Regions from separate parts of the Mus musculus genome. Here all the other regions are linked to region 1. The links are chromatin loops, found by intact Hi-C in ENCODE. Cell type or tissue: heart. All regions are shown on one strand. Each heading gives the region's core, and the rest is flanking DNA. Links, peaks and the distances in the headings are about the cores only.

Region 1 (5,000 bases), core at 1-5,000:
ATTTAACATTCGGCAGATGGACATGACAGAAACACCATGATTTTTCAGATGTACTTTTTCTACTGAAATACCTCCTTTATGCCAGGATCCCAACAGGTTCTGAAGGTAAATCTGTCCTTACCTGCTGGTTTGCCAGCCCCGGAGTCTTGCACAACCTAAACATGTCCATTCCAATTAATTTAAAACTCTGACATTAAAGCGGAAATCAAATCATTCTCTCGAATCTATTTTTTACCCACAGCATAAAGGAGACTATTTTACATGTTAATAGTAATCTGATGTGGTTGTATAAATCTGATATAAATATGATCCTCTGTTTGGAAATGATGTTAATTTAGTTTAAAATGGAGATTACATTTCAACTTGTAAAGGGGCGGGGTGGAATATTAGCATCCCTGCCTGTTACATAATTTCCCTTTACACTACACAAGTGTGACTCAGAATCTTTTCTGAGCCTCTTTGTCCAAAGATTTCCCATTCTTCTCATAAGAAAAAGAACTTCTGTATTAATGACGAGTTAAGCAGGTGGAAGAAATCCTTAAAAAAAAAAAAAGATTAACACCAACACCATAAATGCATTTTTAAAGAAACATTTCAAGTTACAACGTAATAAACTGAGCAGAATGTCCTAAGAATGTCAAACTGGGCACTGTAAAAATAAATGTTACTCCCATGGAAAAGAAAAAGTCTGCATATTTATGTAACATTCAGCAGATGGGCTTGATATTAATATAGGGTTTTCGGTTGTGCTTTTATAGCTTCTAGATTTTTCTTGCCTAACTTGGCAACCGGAGGCACCATTTGAGTTTTGGATTTGGACAATGCTGCAACAGATGTCCAGACCAATAAACTAAACTCCTTAAGGGCTCTGCTTAATTTGTGTAATTGATCAATTTTGGTTGCATAGGCCTCAGCTCACCAGCGTGTAACTGCTTTCCACAAACGCTTTGCAGTTGGGATTTCGTTCCATATGTTTCAGGAGTTTATGGGCTCTCTCTTTGATAGCACTGCAAACAGAACAGGGTCTGTGGTGACACCTGTTGGCAACAAGCAGGGAAAAACAATGTCACTGGTGCTCAGAATTCACAGCCTTGGCTTATTGACACTTGGGGCCAACTCCTTATGGTGGTGGTTGGGGGGGGGGGGGGTTGTGCTGTGTGTGCATCGTCAGAGCTTTAGTGGTATCCCTAGTCTCTGGTTCCAAATGCTAGATGCACCATGTCCCGGACACATGACAACCTACAGTGTTTCCAGGCTGTTTGAAATATCCCTTCCAGGGCACAGGAGAGGGATAATGGGATGGGCGTCGGGGGTTAATGTGACTCCAGGTAGGAACTCTTACAGTACAATGGATACTTCTCAAAGAGCCACAAACTAGATAGCTAAAGATTAAAAATAACAACAACAAAAAAGGGGGTGGGGCTTGCACAGTCATAGAAGCATGAAAACCTGAGCTGGAGACCCAGACTCCGTGTGGAAAATCGTAGGCATGGTTATGTGCATGCAGAATTCCCGTATGGAAGAAGCAGAAGCAGACTAGAAGTAGCTAACCCATCAGACTAGATCATTACTGCTGCGCTCCAGACCAATGAGAGATGCCGTCTCAAATAAAGGGAACAGCTCCTGGCTAACCGTCAGTTGCCTTCCAACCCCCTCACATCCACCAGCACCCTTACACATGCGTGCATCCTCATATACAAGTTCACCTGCAACTCCCCACATTATAAGCACGAAATAAAAACTGAAAAGAAAATAAACTTTTACCTCACCTTGGCACGTCTCAATCTAATCACAGTTTCACAGGAAACTCGTGGCAACTTCTGCCTGGCCCAGGATACCTGCGGCACGTGCTTCCGGCCCCAGTCTCCTCACGGCACTGGGGTGTGTGGTAATTAAGACATGGGTTTTGAAGCTCAACTCTAAGTGTTCATCACTCACCTATTAAACTTGCCAGAGTTGCTGTGTTAATTATCTCGTTTCCTTGATTTAGCATAATACGGCCTGCAGCCTGTGACAGAAATTAAAGGAAAGACCGGTGACCTCTTTTGTGGTTGTGCTAATAAGTACATGATAATAAATTAGTTTTCAATTTTCAGAAGACTTAACATGGTTTAAAAAAAAAAAAAAGAAGAAGAAGAAGAAAGAAAAGTGGAGCAAGAACGAGATGCACAAAGTTGATACCAGATAGTGGATCAACTCTGAATTTCCTCCACGGAATTTCCCAACCAAGGACAGAGGGAAAGTTAAACAAACTGCACGGTTGCTTTGTTGGCTTGGAACATTGCTGATAATTGTAAAGGAGAGAGAGGCTGAGACCATCCGTGGATATATTAACAATCTATAAAAGCCCATTCGTGCAATTCTTTCTGAGGAGGAAAAGACTTTGAGACACATGCTGAACACAGGCACCCGTAGATACGCCATGCGCAAAAGCCTTTTTTTTTTCCGCGGGAAGACATAACGATTTGAAGTGCTTCTACTAATATGAGAATAAAAACACAGGCAAGGAAATCGCTTCCTCCAGTACCACAGCAGTGCCGTGACTTCTTGGCGTGTTTTGTGTCTCTCTTACATCTGCTCCCTGCCTCTAACAGCTTTCTTCCTTTGGCTGGCAAAACGCAAATAAGAATGTACAGGAAGCCTGGCCCCACTCTGATGTACAATAATATTTAGCTAATTAGAAGAATCCTCCAGCTCATTACGCTAGACAGTAAGAAGGAAGACACCACATGAAAGCGTGACACTTGCTGAGCCCTAGGATGGTGTCAAAGCTGAACTGGCATCACTTTCTCCCATTTCTCTATAAACTTGGTCCGAGTGCAATTTCATTCCTTTTTCCCCACTGGGTTTCACTTTGAGAAGCGATTGCTTGAACACTGTGCCATCTTCTGGCCAGATGGTGAACTGCAGGTTCTTAAAGCTGACAACAACTGCCTTCAGATATAAATTATCATTTTAAGAGAGCATATTAGCTACATTCAAATACAGGCTATTTTATTTCTGATCAGCTTCGATGGACCAGTGTCTTAGTACAGTGCTTTTCTTTGCTCCAAATGTTCAATTAATGTTTAAATCGCACAACTATCTGTCAGAAGCCACAAAAATATTTGCTTGGCTCTTGGAACTAGAGCCCAAACAAGTATGGGAAGTTCTATGACCTTCTGAGATCTTAAAATCTAGTCATATAATTATAAAATGTGAAATATGTGAAATCTGAACAGTACAGATACGGAGTATAAATGACATTTGTGGAAACAAAACAAAACAAAAACAAACAAACAAACAAACACCACAGGGACCTTGTAGGAAAGATATCTTTTGCAAGGAGCTTTGAATGACAACAGAAACACGCTCAAGGTGTGCTGGGTGCTGAGAACCTTACAAACAACACCTTAACTGTCCCTCGAAGCAACCACAGTTTGCTGATACACGTCCTGCAAGGGAGATGAAAAGGCTAACACTCAGGCTGTGCTCTGAACCTATTGTGCGCTGTGCCCCCATGACAGGAGTCAGATTCACAGACAAGAAGACAGATGAGAAGTAGAGTCTGCAAAAGGATGGAGGTGGATGTATCCTGGCTGTCTAGAATTTCCATGTAAGAAGCATTTTTAAAGGAAAATCTGTCTGAGGGAAGTGTGATTGATTGGACTCGGATATGGCTCATGTGTGCCCCCTAATGTTCATGTACTCTAAACTTGGTCTTTTATGTGGAGGCACTGAAAGGTATGGGAACTTGTGACAGCTAGTCTTGGTTGTCAACTTGGCTACATTGGGAATTAACTAAAACCCAAATGGCTGGGAACACCTGTGAGGGACTTTTTTTCCTTAATAAAAGCATTTGAAATGGGAAGACCCACGTTTGATTTGACTCTTCTGAGGTGGAAATGGCCACCTCTCACCTTGGCCATTCCTTCTGATGGCAGCCTGTATAAAGGACATGGAAGAAGAGAGCTTTTGCTCTTTGCCTGCTTGGTCTAGCTCTCTCTGCTAAGTCCTTCACTGGCATTAGTAGAAATAGAATTTCTACTTCTTTGGAATGCTGGCATATCCTGAAGACCAGCTGGGATATCTAGCCTCATGGACAAAACAACTACTGGATCCTTGGACATTTGGAGACAGCCATTGTAGGACTAGCTAGACCACAGCCTGTAAGATATTTTAATGATCTACCCCCTCTATCCAGATATAGACTGAGATAGATGATATAGATAGATTCAATCTAGAAGTTCTATTCTGCTAGAGAACACTGACTACTAAAGACCTTTAAAGACATAGAACTAGTATAAGGTAAGTATGTCACTTAGGAGTCACCCATGGAATGGATTGATGTAGCTCTCATAAGACCTCAGTTAGTTCTTTTGAGAGTGAGCTGTTATTAAAAAGTAAACAAAACACAGACCTTAAGTTTTGTGTTTATATTTGTTTGTTTTCATGTCACTGAAGGTCCTTTACGAGACAAACAGGTTATCTCCAAAACTATAGGCTTTAAAAAAAAACAAATACACAACCTCAGGTATTTTTTTATAGCAGCATGAAACAGACCAATACAGTGCTAAGCAACTCAATTGTGGCTGTGTTTCTGGAGGAAGCCCACAGATCTGAACTCGATAAAGGAAGAACACCGATGGGCATCATGAGAAGGGCTGACTGTCAAGGTACTCGTGGCTGCTGCCACTGGGACTATGCACCTCTGCATATTAAAGAAGAGCAAGAAACCCTATGAAAGTGTCTTCGTGGTTCAAGGCAATCACAGGAAACCCATCTGTAGGCAGGTTGGAAAAAAAGCACAGAGAGAGAGAGAGAGAGAGAGAGAACACAGAAATGTTCACAAAGTTGCATTGAGTGGGGAGATACAATTCATGTAGAATAATGATCCTATGCAGATACTGTAGAAAGTTCATCTGTTCTCAAAGAGAGGAGAAAAGGAAAGGTGGGAAGAAGCGGGGAGATAAAAGATCCGCTGCCAATGAAGACATTTGTCAAGGAGAAGGAATGAGAGG
Region 2 (8,044 bases), core at 1,368-6,367, 170 kb before region 1:
CCATGCTCACCTCTAGCTTGGGATACCGGAGGCTTGACCGCCACTCTTGTGCTCCCTCCCGCACCAAATGACGAAGGACGTCCCAACATGATTTTTTATGTATATATATGTTTGCCTATATGTGTGTATGTATGTAGACTTTATCCATGCCTGATGGAGACCAGAAACAGACATCAGGTCTCCTAGAACTGGAGTTACAGAGGATTTTGTGCTGCTGGAAGAACCCGGAGCATCTGAGAGTATAGTCAGCGCTCTAAGCCACTAAGCCATCACTCCAGCCCCTGAAACATTTTATACCAAAGAATAAATCACACTAGGAAGATAAGTGGAAAATTTCTAACCTGCTAGCAGGAGTAGAGGTCATGAGATAGACTGGCAGTCTTCAAGAGTTTTTGTGACAGTCGCTTCAAACTCACTATGTAGTCAAGTCTGACCTTGAACTTCTGTCCCTCCTGTTTTTACCTCCAAAGTCCTGTAATTATAGCTGTGTTCAGTTTACGCAGTGCTCACAGTATCTCTCATGCTAGGCAAGTGCTCTACCCACTGAGCAAATCCCCAGCCTCAAGACACCAGGGCTTGATGTCACGATATTATTTTCTTCTTCTCCTTTGTGGGCAGTCTCAAGATCAATGCACCTGGCCTAGCTCCTCAGCAAGGTTCCCAGTCTCATGCATAGTGGTCCACACACAGTGGCAAGCAACATGCGGGGGTAATCATGACGATAGGGGTACAGACAAGACACTGGCTGCGATTTTATACCTTATAATAACAGTCATAATAATAGCTATGTTGTACATCCAACGCCCTTTCAAAGCATTAACATTTCACACTGTGCACATCTGCCCAGAGCAGATCAATATTTATTCTTCCAAGTGTGTCGAGTATACAATTGGGGCACCTTGGGGTGAAAACGTCACCCTGCCAGTGTCACTGCGTTAGCCTCAGCACTTGGAAATCACATCTCCCAATTCATTATGTCACAATAATAAAGTGACCCTTGCCTGTCAAACACATTCATTAGTAGCAAGGCAGGAGTCGGGCAGAAGGAGTAGACAATACTGCTATGGGGAGTTACAACACTAAACAGCCATCATGAAACCATGATTGCTGTAGACACAGCATCAGTCCTGGCAGGAAAAAGGCACATGGGCACACACAAGTACACATACACATGGGTATATGGGCACATTCATGCTCACACAGAGAACAGCATGAGAACTTGTTTTTGTGACTCCTTACCCAAGTTGTCTCCTCACTACTAATTCTCTCCCTTCCTCTTACACTTGCGTGTGCTTCATTGACAAAGCAAAGTGAGTTGAATTAGCAACTAACAGGGCAAGGGCCCTGCACGAGATTAGTTCAGGAGCACCCAAGCAGGGCCAGAGAGCTCTTCAGTCTATGAAGATAGAATCTCCAAAGACAACTCAGAAGTCATTCACAGCACCCTTCAGGGCTTGCCTCTGCTGTTGCACATTTTGAAGACTATAGCAATACAGCTGTGACGGAATACATCTAGGGTGCAGTTTAGGTGCAGGCTCCTTCCCACTGGTGACTTTGACTAGTTTGTGGAGCTGAAGGGTTGGGGCTCAACTCAGAGAGAGGGAGGAAGAAACCGCTTGGCACTGAAAGTGAAGAAAGGAGATGAGGGAGCTTGGCTTCCTGACTAACTAGGTCCTCTGCCTGTAAAGCCCACAGAATCAGCAGCCCTCATCTTAGTGCAACACGTCACCCCTACTCCTTGTTATTACCTTTTCTCTCCTGTTTATTGTTTGTAGGTCCCGTTTCCTTCAAGAAAACCTCTTTCTGCTTCCCAATTGGTCCCTTGCAGGCAATCTTATATCTGCTGCATGACACACATTCTAAAATGCCTAGGGTGTGTTCATAGACACATGAAGTTGGTCTGTTTGTCTGGAAGGTAATGTCTGCAGATGGAGAACAGAGGTGGGGCCCCATAATGCTTCTGTGCCAGGCCTGCGAGGCTCACCCGAGCGTCAGCACAGTGAAATGTGAATGAGCTTAGATCTTTAGACTCAAATTCAAGTTTATATTTTTAGTAAACTGCTGGTAAGAGGAAGCTGCAAGGACAGAGGTCAGGAGGGTATGCAACATACTTCAATTCACGGGTGCCCCTTGGTCTTGCTGGAGCGTGCGTGGGCCTCCAAACTCTCAAAGGAATGATGTAAGGAGGAAAGTATTGCATAGATCAAACACCAGTTTTGAAGAAGTCTAAAAATGAAGCACTAGAATCTTTGAGTAAGAAATCAGGGCTTGCACTTAACATAGTCCACACTTATTTACTTTTGTTAAGTGAGACTAGATATTAAATAATAAGCAATAAATACACAGCTTCCACCCACCGACTTCAAGAGCAATCTCTGTTATTCAGACCTTCAGTTGGCTAAGGTTGTAGTAAGATATAGCATATCTAATTATTTCACTATTTACCTATGCAAACTGTAAGTCGCCACAGGTTTGGGGAACCATAGTGTGGTACTTGTTGTCAACAAGATGGATGTGACATCAGTCTACACACAGTAGGTTATTTTTTAAAAGTATTCTTTATTGTTATTCTAGGAGTGTAGCAGAAGGATCTCACACTTTAGCCTATAGAATGAAAAGACCCATACTGGCTGTTGTGGAGCTATGTTGGCTTTCTTAAAAGAAGTGAGAAGCCTTCTCCCAATGCAGTTCATAGTGCTCTTGAATGTAAGACAAAGTACAGTCTAGTGAGTGCCTTTTGTGTCTAACTATGCATGTTCCAACCCCAACCTCATCATTTTTAATTCTATCTTGAGAAAATGCCACCATGTCCAAGAGATCCAACTTTTTTAAACAGTGGATAATATCCATTAAAAACTAAATGACAATGATAGAATTTAGCATAGATTATTTCCTCTTGTATGAAGTATACCATATAAGTATTAAACATCTCGTCATAGTTCTATAATGAGTATTCAATATATACCCTTGATGAATGCACAACTAAAGATTGATCAAATAGACGTGTAATCAGCCTTAGTGACTGACAGTGGCAGTAATAAACAGTGACTCCTGGATTTTACAAAACTTTAAAAAAAATCATAATTTCTAACTACGGAAAACTCCATGCAATTAGAATCCCTAGGTGGCTCCTGATACCCAGTGACACCGGCTTTTGTTTCCTGTGGCCCTGATGTCTCTAGGGTCCTCTGTAACTTTCTTCTGTACTTTCTGCCTTCTTCTGACCATCAAACACAGAATAAACTATAAGAAACCATGTGGCATTGTGTAAGACCCACATGGAATGATGTATATTATGTCCAACATATCTTTTGGGCAAGATCAACGTATAGATGTAAATAACAGTCTCAGCTAGATACAGTCAGCCTTGGCCATTGGCTTCAATCCTTATGAACAAAACAACAGAATTCTGAGAACTTTCTCTGTGTATATTTGATACATTAGATCTATTCATGTCCTCACTAGGCATCTTTCTGCACATGCATCAACCTTGACACTACTTGAGCATTAGATTCTTAAGCCACTTTCCTTCTTGGAAGGATTCTCCTTCATACAGGCATTCAATAATGCTGATAATTAAATTAAAATAAAGGTCACAAAAATATTTGGGTGTTCTATGGGGGACTCCACAATCTCAGTCCTGGAATTTACTACCCAGACTTCCCAGTATCTTTCCACTAGATTTTTGCAGGTAAGAGCACAATTGCTGCTCTCACAGAAGACCCAAGTTCCATTTCCAACATCCACAAGGTGGCTCATAACCTTCTGTAACTGCAGTTCCAAAGACATCTGGGGCCCTCTCCTGGTCATTAAGGGTACTGCACACATGTGGTGCACAGATGTTAATGTATCTAAAAGACGCAAATACAGAAAATAAAAATAAACACATCTCAAAAAGTTAAATAAATAAGTAAGTAAAAATATTACTAAAATTTTATGCACAAAGGATAATCTTTTAGTAGCTCATAATTAGTGACAGCACATGCAATTTCTTTGAGTGTTAGGAAAAAGTACTTATGATAAAGAGGATAGCATGGCTTACTTTTCAAATTAACCTTTGATTTTCTTGCTCAGGGTTTTCCATTTACGATGAAATACGAAATAGTTTAATTGTATATTTTCTCCTGCTTTGGGTATTATCACATGGTTTTACTTTGTTGATATTTAGGCCTCTTACTTAAGAGTAGAGAAGACCACACCAGCGTTAACTCCTTTCTCAGTTCTAAATGTTGAAATATTCAGCACATGATGTTCATGGCTAGCACATGATAGTCAAATGATGGCAGCGACCTACTCAAATCTGAAATTACTAAAGTTTCTCATTTGTATATTAGTAACCACCTTACTCTTTTACCTCTGTTGTAAACAGTCATCCCTTGGCAATTTAGATTTCCTGTCTGTGACATTTCTAAAGTGAGGCTAGCAATAATACTCTGCCTACAGAGTTTTGTATGAAGCATAGAAATCTGTAGTACACTTCCCTTTAGCTAGCATTACATGCTTGAAGAGCACTGGTGATCACATTCCACTTCCCCGTATCTGCATCTCCCCCCCCCCCCAAATCATTTCACTCTGACTTCAGCCTTGCACTCTACTGAAATCAGTGCAGCAAGGGTCACCAACGTCTCTGCATTGCTACATTCAAGGGCTTAGTTTTCATCCAAAAAGACGCTCAGTTCTTTGGGTAAGGAGAAGCAAGAAACAAAGATGACAAAAGAGACAACCGGATGTCACAGCAGCCTGTGAGCATGGAAATAGCATCAGGAAAAGCCTGTAACTGACTTACAGGCCAAATTGGAAATAAGGACAGTTAAATAAAATGATCGTGCACACTCTACTTCACTCTCTAACCCATGCCCCATAGTGGCTTTCCTAAGACCCAGCTTGACTGCTTCTAAAAGCCTCTGTTTGGGCTTCTAAATAGGAAGCAGAGAACTTGGACATGTTAAGTCTGTAAAATTTCTTGGATTAGTAGGTGAACTATTAACAGCTGTCTTCCTTCAAAGGAAGGAAGGTATGGCGCTATAACTAATGGATGGGAGCAACTGGGGAGGGGGAAGGGGAAGAAGAGAAAGAGAGGGGGAAGGGGAGGAAGGGGGAAAGCGTATGTGCGCGCGCGCGCACACACACACACACACACACACACACAGAGAGAGAGAGAGAGAGAGAGAGAGAGAGAGAGAGAGAGAGAGAAAAGTTTGCATAAATGGAGTGAAGGTACAAGAGTGTCACTGTTCATGTGTGAAGATCACAGGGCCACTACTTAGGCTTTTTTTTTTTTTTTTTTTTCTCCTTGCCACACTGCACACTCTCAGTGTAGCTGGCCTGGGACCTTCCAGTCAAGTCTTCTTCCTCGGCTGCCCATCTCACAATGGGAACTGTGGAATTACAGATGTGCACCGTCACCACCTCCAGCTTCTTAGGGAGGTCTCAGCTCTCTAGTTCTAGCCAACAGACTCACATCCCGGGCACCTTTACCCACCGAACCATCTCCCAGCTCCCAAGAGTTCATTTAAAAAAAGGGACCTTTCATCAATCCTGAAGCGTGTCTATCATCTTCCCCAATATGGAGACAAACTGAAGAGCACCCTGGTAGGCTTCCCTCCCTCCAGATCCCTTTTAATCACATAAGCATCATACCCAAAGACACATTGCTGGGTGGTGAGGGATCAAAGCTTTGATACCAAGATTTTCAAGTTCTGGGAGACCAGCACTCTTTCCACGAGCAACATTTGTCTAAATGGATCTCATTAAAATTTATTTCAACAATACCAGTGTCTATTTTAAGCTAAAGAATAGAACTTCTAAAGAAAATACATCTGAAGTGCTTGTGTTCTTAGCACTAAAATATACTCTCTCCGTTACCTCACCTTCTTGATTCAAGGTACATTAGGCCTCTTTTGATCCAGAGGGAAAACATTTTTTTTTCAAATGTTGTACAGAAAGCTTAGAATGAGGGCCCATGAGATGCTAAGCAGGAGAGAGGCACTTGCTAAGCTGGCTTTGTGACGAGTCAAAAGCATCAGACTCACGTAGTGAAGGAAGAAGGGCAGTGGTTCCACAAAGTTGTTCTATGACCTCACATGATTACAAGCACATGAACAGACACACACACACACACACACACACACACACACACACACACAGAGAGAGAGAGAGAGAGAGAGAGAGAGAGAGAGAGAGAGAGAGAGAGAGAGAGAGAGAAGTAAAGTTTAAAAAGACAAACTTTGGAGTTAGTGACTTTCTGTCACTGTTGCATATTTATGTGCAAATGTGTGCAGGAACATGTACCCATGTGTGCACCTATGGAGACAAGAGGTCACCTTTAGGATATCTTCATTATTGTGCTCAGTCAGGATGTCTTCACTGAACATGGCCATTTGGACTAGTCAGTAGGCTCGAGGATCTGCCTGTCTCTGTCTCCTAGTGTTACAGATGCTCAAGGCCAGGACCAGATTTCTTCAAGGGTTACAGGGATCCATACCAGGGTGTCACTCTAATTGTCCCTGTCTCCTCTACCTTATTGTCTAAGTTGGGGTCTCTCTGTCTGTCTGTCTGTCTCTTTCTCTCTCTCTCTCTCCCTCTCTCTCTCTCCCTCTCTCTCTCTCTCTCTCTCTCTCTCTCTCACCTAGAACATCCTGTTTAAGCTAGATGGGTCCCCCAGGATGACACCAGGGTGATCTGTGCATCTCTTCTCATCCCCCAAACCCCAGGTACTCGGGTCCCAAAACAAGCGTCTGTGGCTGGCCTTGGTGTGGGTTCTTGGAATCTGAACTAAGACTCTCATACACACAGCAAGCATTTTGCCCAAAGAGCCATCTCTTCAGCCAGAGCTGAACATGGCATCATCATGTTCACTGAGAAGAGGATTTTGAAGCAGACAGAAAGCACCAAAACAGTATACACTGACTCCAGTAATAACACTGCACAGGAGAGAAAGGCCGTGAGGTAGATCTCTGATGCACAGTGCTTGGGAGATACAGAACGCTATCAGAAGGAAGGTGTGACTAACAGAGCATTGTTAACTGAGTCATGACATCCCTATTCTAGTGCTGCCTGGAGCTGCCGAACTCGGCAAATGACTACCTTATAGTGCTTTCAAGGTAGGAAGACAGATAATTATAATTCTTACACACTGACGAGAATTCAAGAGAAATCCAGGGAGAAGTTTATTGAAAAACATATTGACATATCAATATTATAAATTACTTTCTCCTATTAAACAAAAAAAAATAAAACAGAATTCTTTTTTGTAGGCTAGCTCATCATTGTACAAAAAGGTGTATATTTTAAAAAGAGACATACTGCTTTGAAAAATTCTTTTCTTACATAAAAAAATGACTATTATGTATTTATTCTGTAACTTTCCCAGAACCCCAGAAATATCAAAGTCAAGTTTCCAAACAGCTTTGCCCTCCATTGTCTTCAGTGAGCCCATCAGCGTAGTCTGTCTCCCATCGAAAATCCTCATGGAAACCTGATTTCTAGTCAAAACACAGCTCTCTTTCCCCACCCTTTGCAAAAGTAAAAGAAGATGTAATGCCATGTTTTCATTTCATGAATTTCATCCAGCTCCTTTCTTTCTTGGATGGTTAAGCGTGGGGGTGGGGGCAATAATTACAGCGATGTTGTCAAGAGCATGGTTTTAATAGAGAGCGGAACTGGAGGCAGAGCTGTGTAGATGAATGTGGAAATGGACAGAACACAAAGCGTGGGTCTGACTGATATTTAACTCCACTGGTCTCAGAGGGTGGATCCTGAGTGTTGGAGAAGTGTTCGCACTGACCCCATTACTGCCTCTGGCACTCGTGGTGGCAAGAGGGCAGCGGCAGAGTGAGACACTTAGTGAATAACGTGGAAATTATAGTGTTGTGTTAAATGTGTCTTCTGCAGGGAGCCTTCTCATCCTCAGATAACAGTCTTAAAATGCCAACAAGAGAATATAGGGGTCTTGGTCTCTCTCTCTCTCTCTCTCTCTCTCTCTCTCTCTCTCTCTCTCTCTGGTTCTTTTTAAAAATCTTGTGTGTTGTGTATGTATGAGGTG
Region 3 (8,044 bases), core at 1,457-6,456, 280 kb before region 1:
TCCATCCCGGAGATGCCTGGGCTCCACCCCAGACCTTAGAATCAGCATCAGTGGGGATGGTATTTGGGAGCTGCACCTAACAAGTTCTTTCAGTAGCTAATTTTCACACTATAGTTTTATCACCAAGGCTGAATCCCCAAAACGTTTCCTGCTACGTCAGTAGTTCCTGGAGGAAAAGAGAGCAGGAATAGTTGGAGCAGATACGGGCTTGGATCTTCAAATTTCCCTGAGCCGTAGTAAGCAATTATACAGGGCCAGAGGCAGACAGCTTCATGTACAACTTACAAGTACAAAGACATTCAGTGACCTGGAGAAATTACATATATGTATGTGTGTACAAAAGAATGTATTTGTGCATTCATATGTATTCACATGTGCCTTTTCATCTAAGTCCGTGTGCTATGTAACTGGTATCCTTCCCCTTTCCCAAGCCCTCATTTTATACAGACTCAGCTGACTGCCCCTCTCTTTTACACACTTAGCATTCCATGAGACATTTCTCTTCACAGTAGGCTCTGCTTCTTAAGGGAAATGTCTGAAAAAGCGTTGGTGTGACTCTGTTTCAAATCTCTTAAACTCATCTACCATAGCTACATAGCCATTAAGGTAAAAAAAAAAATACACAGTAAGGACTCGATAAGGGCAGGAAAGGCGTGTCCTGGGACCCTTTGAATGCTCTCTTATTAAAGACTGGTTCTTGTTAAGCAATTGAACCCTCTGGGTGTTATCTATTAGATCAATCAGTTTATAATGTTTGATCTTGGGATTGATCTATTAGGCCAGTCGATTTCTAATTTTTCCATGGTTTTATACAAAGTCTTCGACGTTTGTGCCCACCCTTTAAGAATCGATTAAGATGCTTTCTCTCCCAGAGAAGAGTCTCTGACTTCTTTCATCGTATTTAAAGAATCCTTCCCTTTTGCTACCATGTTTTACAAGCATTCCGCATCAAATTGCAAGGATAGTTTGCATATTGATATTGCCTTTAGAGAATGGCCAAAGGGTAAACATTCATTTTAGGAAACCCAGGCATATGAGGTACATTCAAATGATTGCATAAATCAAATTCCAGATCAGGATTCAGTCCGCTGTTCCAGCTAATTCTATACTATCTCAGAGCATCTTAGTAAAAAGTGTTATCCATTTTTAAATTTGTCTTCTATTTTTGGCTTTATTTGCTGGCTTTTCTGATCTTCATTTTTTTTTTTTTTTTGGTGGAAATGTTAAAGGAATGATGTTGCCTGCTGCCGAGATCATGTTGAAAAAGGCACTATATTGAGGTGCAGTTTGAAACGTGACAGCATATGTAAATGTGTTGGTGATGCTAAAAATACGTGGATAAATGATACATGGCATCCACAGAGTATGCACAACTCTGTATTTATATAGTACCTACATGTAGACAGTAGGAGTCTATTTATGCATTTGCCAAGAAAGGGAGAAGTGTCTACATATGTCTCGTAAATCTGGATCCGGGCTCATGCCCAATGCAGATGCTGCAGAGAGGCGAGTGGGGAACGGGGCTGCTGCTCTGGGAGCAGGCTGTCTGTCAGATCATTTCCCCGAAGAGGATTCTGGAAACATGAACAAAAAACGATAGCCTACAGACAACAAAAATGTATCCTAAAATGCTGGGGGTGGGGGGGTGGGAAGTCCATTCTAGAGTGTCTCGACAGCACGTGCAACTTATTAGAATTCTGGGGAGACACACTCTAGAAATGTCACGCAGCATCCTTTATTTAGCCAATGTAATAAAAGCGCCTCCGTTTGCCCGGCACCTAAGTGGTCACTGTTCTACTTAGCCCTCACATATAACTGGGATAATGACTCATGAGGAGACTTCTGTAATTTTTAGCTAAGAAGCCATCTGTGCTTAAGGACCATGTCCTTACAGCCACAAATCCCAGGATTACAGTCCCAGCTCCATGATTGACACAGGGTTGGGTCACTCCTCTGAGTGAAATAGGGCTTACTTCTTCATTCAGAGTTAAATTCTCGATATATAATGTTTTGATATCCTCATTCTAAAATATGAATGTATAATTCTAAAGCAGCTTAGCAGTCAAAAAGTTCTCAAAAAATCTGAATGTTCTGAATTTATATTATGAAGTTTCATCATGCCCCAGTCTAAGAAGTGTTAGATGGTAGCATCTTAGTCAATGATTAAGCATTTATCTTACGGCATTCACAAAACTAAATCCAATTGCATTTCTAGCCTCAAACTCTACCTCCAGATTTATTTTTCAAATTTCAAATTAGTGTCAGAAATGTGTTAAATGAATATTTGTTGGCAGAAGTATCTGGAAAGGACAGAGGACATTTAGTTTGAGTTAGTGAATAACTTTGTGTCTCTATCGTCTGTCTGTCTGTCTGTCTGTCTGTCTGTCTGTCTGTCTGTCACTGTTTTTGCAATAGAAACATGACTTGCTTGCATAGTAAGCAGCTCCTATTGAAAAGAATGAACAGTCCTCACCCGTTACCCAGCACTGGAAACAATGCTAACTGAACCAAGGCGGAATCTATGAGCTGAATTCAGGAAACTTGGCACACGAGAGTCTTAACTCGAGCGCCAAGCCGTACAAAGGATAAGAATAGAATCAGATAATGTGGGAAACTATTTTTTTCTTTTCTTTCTATTAAATCTCCAGCTTCCCTTCATTCCCTCCCCATCTCCTACCATCGTTCTAATCCCCTTGTTTATGACAGAGACACTGAAGGAAGACGGTGAAGACAACAAAGCCCTAGGCTTTGAATAGCAAATGTACAACGAAAAATCTGTTTTCCTCACTAATTCAAATTTCTCCGAAGAAAGAGAGGATCTTCATAGTAAAACTACTCCAAATGACATGTTACAGTGGGATCCCCAAAGCTCACATTCACCATCAGCTCAGCCTTGGGTACTCATGTGTGTTCTTCAGGGTCTGGAAAGCCTTATTAACAAAGATCAATACATTCTCACCTAATCCATCCTGAGGTCTTAATGCTATGTAACCACTGCTTTCTCTAAAATAATTTTCTCTAAATAATACCAACAGTATATCTATAAAGTATCAGAAATAACATTAAAAGAGTCTTCTAAATATTTTCTTCAATATGGCTACCCAACTTGCCAAAGATGGGAAAGGGCTCAAGATAGTTTTAAATAATAGTAATACAATTTAATAAGGTTGCCTTTTTATTAGCTGCATTTAACCAGTCCTTCTGATCTCTCATATTATAATCAGCAGCTAAACAGCTTTCCTGTGCAGCTGTTGTAACCACCTCATTTAACATTAGGTATATCTTTTAGCTTAATTAAAGCATTCCTCTCTTTCAGTAATAGTAGATTGTTTTCAGTTCGCCCATTATGTGTAATTGTTTTCTTTGATCCATTCAAAACGTGGCTATTTTTCATGGCTAATTAAATCAACACTTGACCACTGCATTTAATGCTTAACTCAGTTTTATTTCTAATCTTGCACACCGGGCTTCTGCACATCCTATGTCTTGCTCATAACGTGAAGTTACTCACGGCCTCCAGCTTGTCCTTATAAGTAGAGGCAATGTGTATATATGAGGAATTCCAGCAGAGGGCACTCAAGCAAGAATAATCATTTCTGTAAGAAGAGAAATTGATGATGATGTTTCCTGATATTTCTTTTTTTTTTTCATTTTCAAATCAAATTAACATCAGAGTATGTGTGCATGAGTGTATAAGTGTGTTGGGGGCTGGGGTGGGCGGGACAAATCTATCCTTGGCGAGCCAACTCGTTTCTCACTTAACCTCTCTCTCAGCTGAATAAGAGCCACTGTGTGCACAAGATAAGAGACAAGATATTTTCAAAACACTCCTAGTATTAAAACCAAAGCCATAAATTCTGTTTCAACAACTGACATTTTTATCACTGTCTACTTTGGCTTCCTTTACATTTTATGGATTTCTTAAGGATAAGTCTCTATCATTCAGAAAAGTACTCAAACTTCTGAAGAGTGTTCCTTCTTGCCAAGACACTGCTAAACACATTCTAATGAAAAAGTATTAATATAAACAAAAGCAAGCCAGCATTAAATTTTATAGGGAAAAAACCCCAGAAGATATATTCCCTTTCTCTAGGAGGGACTGGAGATGCAGTTTCCTGCTTCTACCATATACAACCAGGGCAGGTCCAATGACTCGCTGTTTCCAGCCAGTGAGGTCTCCAGGACATCTTGTCAAGAAGGCCTAGTCAATGACCAAAAGCACTGATTAGGGAATCACTAGGTCAGGAGGCCTAGTCAATGACTAAAAGCATCGATTAGGGATCACTGGGTCAGGAGCATGGACATCCAGTGCCCTTCATTCCGGCACTTAGAGCTGTTAAACGTTAAAAGCTCTCCAGGAGGAAAGAACCAGGCTCACAGCCTTTGCCAATTTTCACAGTGTAAATTCTTCACACCATGGTAAATTTCAAACATGAAGCCGCTGAACTTGATGCGGGGCAGATGTACAGTCGCACATCACGAGATCACACTGCCAGCCCACCCTACAGTAGACACAAATAACTTCAAGGGCAAATGGAAGCAAAAATATAGGACGTTTTGAGTGTGTATTTCTGTTCTAGTGGAATTATTTAAATAGAAATTAGTGTAATTTAATTTTTGGTGATGGCTGGTTTTGACAAATGGTTGGTGAGACTGTTGTGAATTGTCAGTAGTTTGTAAGAGCTGAGTGTGCTACCCCATCAGTACAAAAGACCTTCTAGAACTTACAATTCAGAGAGGCAGACCCCGTGGCAAGAGTGAGAATCAACTGTTCTTTCTTTCATTTAGGGACCTTGATTTTTCTGAACACAGAAAATTGTTTCCAATTCATGGACTGTTTTCTCACTTTGAAAATTAATTTTCCTTCTACTAGATGCATTTTAAATATTTAATCATTTATGGTAATCCTCGTGGATTTTTTTATCACATCCATTACAGCTTAACTTTATGAAAATAATGGTATTTCTGAAAACATAACAAAATAAATATTAGACTTTCAAAGGGAGATATCACATTTATGCAGAGAAAACGATTTTCACTTTGGATAAGCAGGCATTGCCCTGAAAGACAATAATAAAAGAAAAAAATATTAGTAGCTTCTAGCCACACACCATATCAATTCTAGAAGCTTTATATTTTAGTCCTGTTTCCCAAAAGGTGTTTGAATGGGTTTAAATAACACACTAAGAACATGTTACCAACATCTCCTCATTGTGACCTTCTCTTTGACATAATCAGAGAACCTGAAACTGAATTTAAAAAAAAAATTTTTTTTTGAGGGGCTGGAAACTCTTTTCATGGCATGGTGCATAGCCAGCACCAATAACTAAATGAGGAAACAAATCAACCAAAATATAAGTGGATAGTCTCACTATGTAATTAAAGGTTGTTTCACCCCCACACACATGTACTTGAAATCCTTCAGAGCACACCCCAAGTCTTCTTGTCTTCCGTGAATATACAGCTCTGGTAATAGCACAGTCACCCTTTGAGGGCTATTGATTAACATCCCTCCACCCCAGTAATTTCCATTCTGTACCAACAAGCTCAGTTTGCTATGCTTCAAGATCGGATGCTTTATCACAGGAATTCGGGCAAATTACTGAATCTCTGCTAATCCTCAGCTTCCTATGAATTATAATAAAGAATATAAGCACCGATTACAGTTATTGGCTGGGATAAAGAAAGTGTTCAGAAACACTCAGTCTAATTACTGCTGTGGCTAGAGTTATGATTATTAATAAACTTAGCTGTGTGCTTTCCCAGACCACAGCAAAATTAGAAGCACTAAATTAGAAGAAGAGACTTTATGGAATGAATATTCTTACTGTAGAAGGAAATACCAGTTAATTGCTCATTCATGAGAAAACAACAGAATCTCCCTCATGATAGGTATTTGAGAAGCAGAGACCATGCTGGGAAGCGGCTCAGTGCCTGAGAAGCTGCATATGGGCCCTTGCCACCACATCTGTAAAAACACCAGGCACGGTGACATGAGCTTGCAACCCCAGCACTGAGGAGGTAGATCTTTGGGGTTCATTGATCAGCCAGACTAGAGTTCTAAAGAGCTTCCAGGTTAGTGCGAGACATTGTCTGAAACATACAAGGCAAATAGCTCCCAAAGAGGGATGACAGCACTAATTTATATTTCTTTTTATTGATCTTGACCAATCTGTGTGTCTTTGTTATTCTTGATTTACTAAAGATTTTTGGAGAATTTTTCTTTTGAATATGCAAACAATAAAAATCAAAAGGCAGCTAAATGAACAAATAAAATCATGTGGTAAATGAAATTCATTACCATGACCATTAATGTTGCCCAGTAGTAATGCTCTTAGCTCTTGGATCAGTACTGAATCTGTCCAATTTTAGTTTTAGATTTTTTAATGTATTCTCAATGGGATGTATTCTGAGGAATAAAATCCTACCTAAGTGAATGAAGACTTTGTGGTATTGTTTTAGCTTTTGTAATGCCCCATCTCATGCAGGGACATTTTAAACAGTGACAGAATGGTGGTGATTCTATTGTTTAATTTGAAAGATACCAAGGTGTTTTATTTCCAGTTGGCTGCATTTTTATCACATACTTTCCCTCCTCATGCAGATGTCATTTTTTTCTGAGACAGGGTTTCTCTGTGCAGCCCCAGTTGTCCTCAGACGTTCTCTGTAGATCAGGCTGGTCCCCAACTCAAAGATCCACCTGCTTCTGCCTCCCTGCTGCTGGGATTAAAGGCGTGGACCACCATGGGCTGGGTTACAGCTCAACGATAGTGTTTGCTTAACATAAACCATAGTATTTTTTGTTGTTTTATTTTATTTCTAGAAGATATTCAGAACTCCACCCTCCAAGTTTAAAATAGAGTTTTGCATTTGTTCATTACTAAAGTTCTCTTTTCTTGTCTACTTATTTTTTTTAAATATCACCCTTGTTTTAAATTATGAAAGTAATTTCAAGCATCCCTCTGAGCATTTTAAGTTTCCCTCGAATTCATATTCCTTTCTATTGGATCACATATATTCCATTGAGCTTTGGCATTACTAACCTCAGTACCTTTACCTCCTTATTGGAAATGGAGACCTTCCCTACAGTAGGAAGGGATGAGATAGGAGGAAGCCAGAACCTTGCTTGGTACAGATTGTGCACTGGTTGGCGAGGACCACTTGTTGTCTTAGTCAATTCTCTTCATCTATAAAAGAATTCCACAAATCGAGCACTTCAGAAAGGAAAATTTATTTTCTGCAGGTCTGCAGGCTGGGAAGATGAAAGGGCTACATCTCAGGAGGACTTTCTTACTGCTTTATAAAATGGTGGAGGGTAACACCTTAGCCAGATAGAGTGGAAGAGTCAATGGTGAACTTGTGTCTCCTCCCTTCTTCCTACAAAACCATTAATCTCACGGAAGCCCACACTTGTGACCTCACCTAACTCTACTTACCTCTCAATGGTCCCACATCTACAGCCCATCATCAAATGACATTGGGGACGTGGTTTTCAACACATGGTCACCCTTACCAGCCACATTCCTAACCAGCTCTCCAGTGTCAATAATGGATATCTTTCCTTTGGACATTTTCAGTAGAACAAAGAGAGAAAACTGAGGAACCCCACTATAAACATATTGTGGGTGTTCTTTACAGTGCTGGTCTAACAGCATCTGAGACACTCTTATAGTTATCCTTGAAATTTCAATTTTCAGTGTGGAAATGATTATGCAAGTTTTGTGTGAGGTAGACCTTTCCTACAGATCTCCAGCTCATTGCATTTTGATGCCTCCCTGATATTTTCTATGCAAGGATCTACTAAATAAGCATTAAGAAAAAAAAAACCACGAATCTTATACAGTGATGTCATCCTTTCAAAAACAAAAAGAAAGACAGACAGAAAGGGAGAGAGAGAGAGAGAGAGAGAGAGAGAGAGAGAGAGAGAGAGAGAGAGAGAGAACAGGGACCCCAGAAACATTCTAGCATCAAAACCTAAAGTTGAGCCTTTAAAATGTTGTATTTGTTGATCATAAAAGAACCCAAACTGTTGCTTAGAATTTTA
Region 4 (8,044 bases), core at 1,532-6,531, 350 kb after region 1:
TGGGTGAGGTCCTTGTCAGGTTTTCAGTTTGAATTGCCCCCAAATATTGTGTTTTGAACATTTCTCCTCTGTCCAGGGTACCATTTTGGGAGATGTTGGGATTGTGTTGGTAGGTCCTAAAATGGGACACTAAAGGTTTGGCATCTGAAGGACATACCTGGCTAAGCTCTGAGGGCCTCTAGGTACCTCATTAGCATGGAGAATTCTGTTCTGAGCTTACAAGATCACAAGTCACATTTCCTTATGTGGGGGGTGTGACACGTGTTCCAGGACAGGAATCTTGCAGGGAGCATGGAGTCGCCTAAGTCTCAGGTGTGTGCCCACCGAATCTCCGGGTCTCAACCTGCTCTACCTTACCAAGCTTCCTGGCACACAAGTTTTACTGTCCCACATGCATTCAGTATTGAATTATAAATATGTTACAACATCAAATCCTTCCCTTACCCCACTCCCATTGAAGAGGGTTAGCAAGTCTGTGAACTCCAGGAATAAAGTGTGAATGCTGACCATGTGCTCTCAGGCAAGTCCCTGAAGCTCTACTGCCTTAGCGTCCTGATTTATAGGGACTGAAGAGATGGTTCAGTGATTAGGAACATCGGTTGTTTTTCCACAGGTCCTGAGTCCAGTTCCCAGAACCTACATGGTGGCTCACAACCATCTATAACTGTAGCCCCAGGGGATCTTATGTCCCTTTCTCATACATATTTAGAAGAATACTCATACACATAAAATAAATAAATCTTAAAAAATGTAATGAATAAAAGCTTTTTTTTCCTTATAAAGTGGGACCATAGTAGGCACAACTGGGAACACAGTAGGTAGGTAGAACTGAGCAGCCATTGCCAAGCATTAAGCTTTAAGGCGGTAAAATGCATGCACCAATATGTGTTCATTATTACCTTTCCAGTGGGAGAAAAGAATCTCAGAGACTTTAGGTACAAATGTGAATAAAGACCCTGTCTAAAGGCAGGACTGAAGAGAAACACAACTGCTAGAAATTCCATGAAAAGGAAGCGTGTACAGAGAAAGGAGGGAAGGAGAAGGAACGGAATATAAGCAAAATTAACCATCTCCTCATCTCTGAATATGTGCTTAATCATATTACCATCAAGAAGATAAATTCAACAGAATAAATAGTGATAGAATTTCTGGGAGGACAAGAAAGGGGCAGGGAAGAAATAACCAACAACATACCCCATGTTCCTACCACCATGAATTTCCTGCCAAGAGATGCACCCTCAAACCATGAAGCAAGATAATTCTTCCCCCATTAAATTGCTTTCATCAGATATTTGGTCACAGCACTGAGCAAAATAATCATTGCGGAGAAGAACACAGATTAAAGCAAGAATGTATACAAAGCCTGCTTGCTCTGAGCACACAACTACCTTTGGGACAGTACGCATAGTTTGGGGGATTAAGTGGCACAACATATTTAAAGTCCTCGCCATTGTGCTTGGCATTGTTCTTAAATACCAACTATTACTACCACCATTTTGCTGTTGGTCTTTCAAGTTTGCATCCAAATAGTAAGCAATGATTTCACAGAGCCAATCTGGGAAGACTCCTTCCTTCTATCACCGCAGGGTCCAAAGACTTTTCCAAAGAAAATACAGTAAATCAAGGTTCCCAGTTCACATGGTGACATGACTCTGAGCCATAGTGTCCTTGGGTGAGAAATGATGACAGGACACCAGATGATGCTCAGGGATTGCAGGGAGGTTACATGACATAAAACATTGGGTTCCAGTGTGGGAACAGTGTCATTGCTGTCCTTAATTCTCAAAGCTGTGCCCCCAGCATCCAGCTGTGCTTTGAAATGTTGAAAGAGAAGGGCCTGGATAGACACGTGAGCCCGAGATTCTTTGAGGCTTTCTGCTGCCCGTGAAAGCAAAAATTAGCATCCTAAATCCCTCAGGTTATAGACACCATGAGGGCATGCTGCCTCCCTGTGGAATTTCACAGACACAGTTCTGAGGCCTCCAGGTCTTCCAGCCCGGAATTTCAATGCCAAACCAGTCTTGGGACAATTCCCTGGGCTTCATAATTGTTTCCTCCACATATGATATTCAAATGACATTGATTGCCTCTCTGTGTTGCCCTATTGAGTACAGCCCACCTGCCCTGCCCCCCTCTTGGTGTTAAAGTTTCCCTGTGCTCTTTGCACTGATTGGCTGCATTGGGTGGTTGGTGGGACAGTGGATTTTGAAGGTAAGTAAAATGGGGAAGGAAAAATCTATTGTCTCCTCTGAAGATCAGGGGTAAGATAAGGATGATAAATAGTTAGTTGCGGGTAGTCCTACCATGTAACAGAATTAGTTTCAGATCCCACTTTGAAACCAGTCATTCTTATTTCCCAGGTAGCAACATGCTCACCTATTCAATAAAGATGATGTTTGACCACTGAGAATTAAGAGGTTATGATTTTGCTATCCACTCACTCTCAAACCGACAATAGCAGCTTCGAGCAGCTATCTCCTCCTCGGGTTTCCTGTCTGCTGTGATGTGAAACTTGTCTCATGCTCCGACATTCCCTCTCTGCCTTCTACTGAAGGAGTAGGTGTATGGAAGACTTCATAGTCCATCCCGATGAAGTTTATAAGGACAGGAAAATGTGTGACTTGGCATAGTGAAGGTTGAAGAAGGCAGAAAGAATTCTCTCTTATTCACAGGACAAGCAAGCAAATCTGCCTAGACTTTATAATTTACTAGACATCCACCCAAATGTGTATTTGCCACTGGGAAGTCCCTCCCAGAACCATGGCTGCATAACCCAGCCTTGCCCACTGCTTACTTCTTGGGTCCATTTGTGGTTTTAGATCACAATCCCTCACGTTAAATTAACATAGCAGCCTCTTCATTCCTATATGCTAAATGTCTCTGTTTTAGAAGTCACAGAGCCAAGGACCTTCGTTTTCTGATGTGACAAAGCAGGTACACTGTCGAGGATATCCCAGCTGCTTTTGTTTTGTTTTTGTGTGTTTGTTTGTTGTAGTGTTGGAGCTTGAACCCCGACCCTTGCATTTGCTGAGTGAGCACTCTGCCACAGAGCTCTAATCTGTTTCCAGTTTTTTTTTTGTTTTTTTTTTGTTTTTTTTAACCTGCAGCCTCACTTTGTAGCCCAGTATGGGCTAGAACTTAATAAGTAGACCTCAAAGGAAATCACACCAATGCCCCTCCCTCTGCTTCCCAAATGCTGGGATTATAGACATGAACGATCACACGGCTTCCATCTGCTCTTTAAAATGAGCTAAATCTGAAGTATGGTGTCTGGATCCACACTCCCCTTGCTCTCTACAATGACAGCATTTTCACTTGTATACTAGAAGATCCCCACCCATTTCAAGCCACCCAACCCAGCCTCTCTTGTCCATATTAGACATGCTGTGGTAAGTTTATCCCTTCCCCTGCAGCGGCATCCTGCCTAGTTCACAGTATGAGTAATGGCCAACTTAATAAGGACTTTTCTTGTGCAGGTGACAGACCCCTGACAGGAATAGCTTAAGAGACTGGGCTCACCATTTGAGAGTATAGTGTGTCATGGGAAGTAAGGCATCGGTGTTGATGGGGTGGGAGTGGCGTTGGCTACAGGAGCAAAGGCATGACATAGACACTGCTCACCCACATCTCCATGGGCTTCACTTCCTCCAAAATTTTCTATATCCTCCCCAAATGGTGTCACAAGCTGGCGATCGAGTATTCAAACACAGGAGCTCACAAAATGTGTGTCACATTTAAACCACTACAGTGTATAGATTTTCCCCCAATCAGAGCCTGGGATAGGGACTTGGCTGAAGGCTGAGACCAACATCTGTGTTGACCTTAGAGGCAAAAGACTGAATGCCAATATGGGTACCTTCATACTGTTTTATGGAAGACTCAACTCTTCTGGTCCTTTAACCTTTTCTGTCTTGGCAAAGGAGAAGGAGCGCCATCTACTGTTGGCACATGCCGCAGGACAGACAGTCCCTTGAGACTTCCCCAAGACTTTTCGATCCATGTGTCCAGTGGCCACAAAGACAGCTGTAGTTTTCCTTTGCTTACGGACAGGAAAACTAAGACCAAAAGGCTACATCCAAGGTCACTCATCCACAGAGTGATGAATCCAAGCTTTTAAGGCTCTGAGAGGCTCACACAGGAGGAGAAGGAGAACACAGTCACAAATGAACAAAAAAATCGGGCCACACTTCTTGCAGAGCATTCCAACCCAGGGGAGTCAGTGGTCCCTCAAAATGATGAAAGGGCTGTAGCTGCACTCTGTAGAGCCTGTCCTCCGTCTCTCCCTCCCATTCTCACTGAGGACCCTATTCGGAGCCCCAATCCATCCTTGCTATTTGCAACAGCTGCTGCAGAGAAAACAGGTGGTATTTGCTTAAAGCCCACACAGATCTGAAGCTCTGTACACAATGGGAAACCAGGGAGGATCCATCAAGCTGTCAGAATGGGACCTGTAAGTGTGTGTGTGGGGAGCTTGAGTTAGAGAATACCCTTGCTAAGCTTTAAGCAATTCCACATTTAATCTCGCTTATTTCTGGGAGCACACACACACACACACACACACACACACACACACAGAGCCATTTGTCTAACCTTCCAGTCCCTAAAGGATGGGTCCCCTGCTGGAAGCAGTATTTGCCATTTGTGCCTGTGTCTATGACCTTAGAGGCTACAAGAAACCTTCTGCTGGACGAGACCCTGAATTAGTAGATGACTCTGTGTGTGTGTGTATGGTGAGAAACAATGGTCCTTACTGCATAACAAGAGTACTGGAGACTCGGAGTAGTGAAAGGGAAATAGTTTATGACCATGAGAACTTGGGTGTCAGTGTAAAGAAAGGGCAAAAATGGCTGATGTGGCACGAAACAGTAACACATGCACACGAACACACACACATTTTCCCTGACTGAGTGAGTTCCTTGGGAAATACAATCTTCTCAGTGCCTAGCATTGCCTCGGCCCTAAAGCCCTGTGTGTCCCTATGAGTTTGGGACACACAGCCTTATCTAGTGTATGTCCTGAGACTTGAGATCACCTCCTTTTCTGCTATACAAGCTTACTCATGTAGCCGACTGCCTATGGGTTTGCAGCACTGGAATGAACTTAGAGTACCTAGACAAGCAGCTGCCAGCTGCCAGCTGTGGAAGACAGGAGCCTAGGGCCTCTTGCTTCCCTGTGATTACTTAATGAGGCCTAAACACACTTAAAACTAAAAATAAGCCATAACAATTTCCTTCTAACAGTTTGCATGTGTGTATTCACGTGGAGTACACATGTGTTTCTGTGCACATGCGTAAGGACAGAGGTCAAGCTCAGGTGTCATCAGGTTTTTTTTTTTGAGACAGGGTGTCATGCTATTGAGCCTCAAGGATCTGCCTGCCTCCACCTCCCCAGCACTGGGATTACAATTGCATTCAAGCATTCCCACTTTTTAAAAAACTTTGGTTCTGGGGCTCGAACTCAAGTCCTCCAGCTTGCAGAACAAAACACTTTAATGGCTGAATCCTCTCTCCAGCCCAGCAGGTGGTTTTTCTTGGCACAGCTTCTTTGTTTCTCAGTTAACATCTCCAGAGCGCTTTTCCTGAGTCCTTTGCTGGCCTTCTCCTAAGTCAGCTGATCCCCTTTTAGACCTTCTTCCTTTGGAAATGTATTTTCTTCTCTAGTCATCAGACTTAATTGGTCTAGTACAGGCTCTCCCTGGAGTGCTCTCTTTCTGCCTGTGTGACAGGCCCCAGGTTTTTGTGACCCATTTGTTTGGCTGGGTTTATGTTTTTGTGTGTCTTTTCTGGCTTTTCACTCCTCACTCCTCTATTAACATTTTGCAATCAACTGATTTTAATCTTCCTGGCTGTTTCACTCAGCTTGGCAGGGCTGGGGTTGATCTTCACCGTTTAAGGGTTTCATTTCTCAATATGTTTTGCTTCTTCTCCCTTGCTCTTGGATGTTACTAAGGAGTGATGGCTCTCAGCCTTCTAGCAAGTTGCTCCTCAAGAAAAGTAACCACATGTCCCCTTTTGTCTCGGACAGCCTCTGTTTGGCTTGTTATTCTGATGTCCTGTCCAAGAACTGTTTTGAAATTTTCTCTTAGATGATAAGATATGGACACTCTATTTGAAAGTGTATCTGCTCAGAGCTGGGGAGATCGCTCAGTCAATAATGAAATCCTTGCCTTGCAAGCATGAAGACCCGAGTTCAGGTTCTCAGCACCCATTTAAAATGCTAGGTTCAGTGGAACATACCTAAAACCCAACATTGAGAAGATGGGGACTGGTGGCTCCTTAGAGCTTTCCAGTCAGATCATCATTCAAGTTCAATGAGAGACATGGTCTCAGAAAACAAACAAATAATCAAATAAAAAACAAACCAAACAACAACAAAAACCACAAGAGCAATAGAGGAAGACACTTAACTGCTGTCCTACACACACACACACACACACATACACACACACACACACACACACACACACACACGACAGTTTTCTTGTGACTCCAGCAAGCCATGATTTTGCAAACTTGGACTTCATGGGTTCTGGGACAGGAAAGACATTGTAGCATGTGCTGCTCTCTGGTTGACCTACAGTCTGGAGACAGCCTCTGTCTGCTCTCTCCTGCTTTTCCTGAGGCTGTATGTAACACAGTTGTTGATTTCCCTTCTAGTTAATCTCCAGCTTGTGATCGGGCATCCTTGTGGACTGTTCCTTTGGGAGGAACATGAATAGGTTGGAGATGAAGAATGGAAAGGATACAGCACCATGCACGTTTGTTTATTTAGACTAATGTTAGGGAACTAAAGTGGCAAAGTCCTAAGCATTGATTCAGTATTTTCCATGAAAATAAGAGTGAATCCTTGAGCTCCCTCCCACCGCTGATATTCTTCCAAACAGCTTCAGACGGCTCACATGAGTTTGATCACAGCACCAACTTTAATTATCCAATCTTAGACAAGTCGCTGTACTGCTCTTGCATGTTTCCTTCTGATCCTTGAAATTGTAGATAAACATTTGGTCTCTTGAAATTAAGAAGAGATGGTGACTGTTACAAAGCTGAATTTATCAAATACCACTAAGTATAGTCGTTAGTATGACTGCTTTGATGTCCTGTGAAGTTCACTTCTCAAGACTAGGCTACCAGACTCTATGACATCAGAGGGATATGGTACTGACACACCTCCCTAACCCTATAATGGATACACCCTAACTCATGTACCCCTAGAATCCCCCAACCTGCTGCCAAGGGAACCAAGAGACAGCCTGACTATATGGCACCTCCCTCTTCTAAGGCCTTGATGAAGGGTCTGCCACTCTGCCTCAAGGGTTTGAACTCTCCTCAGAGACACTGATCTCCTGCTATACACCTTCCTGTATGTCCATGGGTTGAATAACTCTTCTAATAAACTTCTACCCAAAAGGAAACTCTGCCTCAGTGTCCCCTTTGAATCCCCAATCCAATACCTTGTGTGTGTACAAAGTTATTAAAGTCATTTACATAGTCATTGGAAAGGTAAGCAGTATGCTGGTTCCTATGGGACATCCTCTTGATGGAGTTGACACCCATCCCAGTCTACATAGGACAGAGGGATTTCTGGGAAAATAGGACTTTGGGCTTGAACATTGCCAAGTCCTGGGCAAATAAAGATGGGGTGGTCTCTCTTTCTTTCTCAGGACAGTGTTGAGCCGGAGGCAAGGGAGTGACAGACAGGTCAGGCAGAATGACCCCCAGCTGTGTCCTGACAGACTTCAGAGTCATGGGAGATGATGTCTGTATAGATTTGGAGATGTAGCTGCCTAGCAGCTGAGAAGCTCTGGTAGTCAAGAGATGCTTTTCAATTCTGCATTTGGATTACCCACCAGCTAAAGCAGGTTAGTCTCAATAGCTACTCCCATGCAAATCAAAAGACTTAGTAAACCAATGTGCTTACTATATTACCCAGCATATAGTAGGTATTCCTAGGGGCAGGTATTACCATGGTTTTGTGCTTTGTAAAACTTTTTATATAAGATCAAGACTTATTCTAAGTATATATATATATATATATATATATAGCT

The links. A loop is a pair of places that touch in the nucleus more often than their neighbours do. Peaks named below come from ENCODE experiments on the same cell type or tissue, not always from the same donor. Only the 100,000 strongest peaks of a DNase experiment are listed, where the experiment ranks them.
Region 2: it touches region 1 in a loop (4-fold over the local background); 11 of 42 quality-filtered maps call a loop at or near these places.
Region 3: it touches region 1 in a loop (11-fold over the local background); 21 of 42 quality-filtered maps call a loop at or near these places.
Region 4: it touches region 1 in a loop (2.8-fold over the local background); 4 of 42 quality-filtered maps call a loop at or near these places.

Annotation. Positions count from the first base shown.
Region 1 is chr6:98,103,308-98,108,307 of GRCm38, reverse strand. No RefSeq gene overlaps it. Among named protein-coding and RNA genes, the nearest start is that of Gm32592, 120 kb to the left of the region's middle. In heart, for the core only: a CTCF peak has its summit at 2,894 (motif pointing left); no DNase peak of the experiment used is centred there; H3K4me3 peaks cover 444 bases; H3K27ac peaks cover 238 bases.
Region 2 is chr6:98,267,496-98,275,539 of GRCm38, reverse strand. All of the region lies in intron 2 of Gm765 (predicted gene 765), which reads left to right. It also overlaps the pseudogene Gm7892. Among named protein-coding and RNA genes, the nearest start is that of Gm32535, 13 kb to the right of the region's middle. In heart, for the core only: a CTCF peak has its summit at 3,799 (motif pointing left); no DNase peak of the experiment used is centred there.
Region 3 is chr6:98,379,104-98,387,147 of GRCm38, reverse strand. No RefSeq gene overlaps it. Among named protein-coding and RNA genes, the nearest start is that of Gm32646, 20 kb to the left of the region's middle. In heart, for the core only: a CTCF peak has its summit at 3,561 (motif pointing right); no DNase peak of the experiment used is centred there.
Region 4 is chr6:97,755,403-97,763,446 of GRCm38, reverse strand. No RefSeq gene overlaps it. Among named protein-coding and RNA genes, the nearest start is that of Gm24565, 29 kb to the right of the region's middle. In heart, for the core only: CTCF peaks have their summits at 1,962 and 3,942 (motif pointing left); a DNase peak (open chromatin) is centred at 5,806; H3K27me3 peaks cover 235 bases.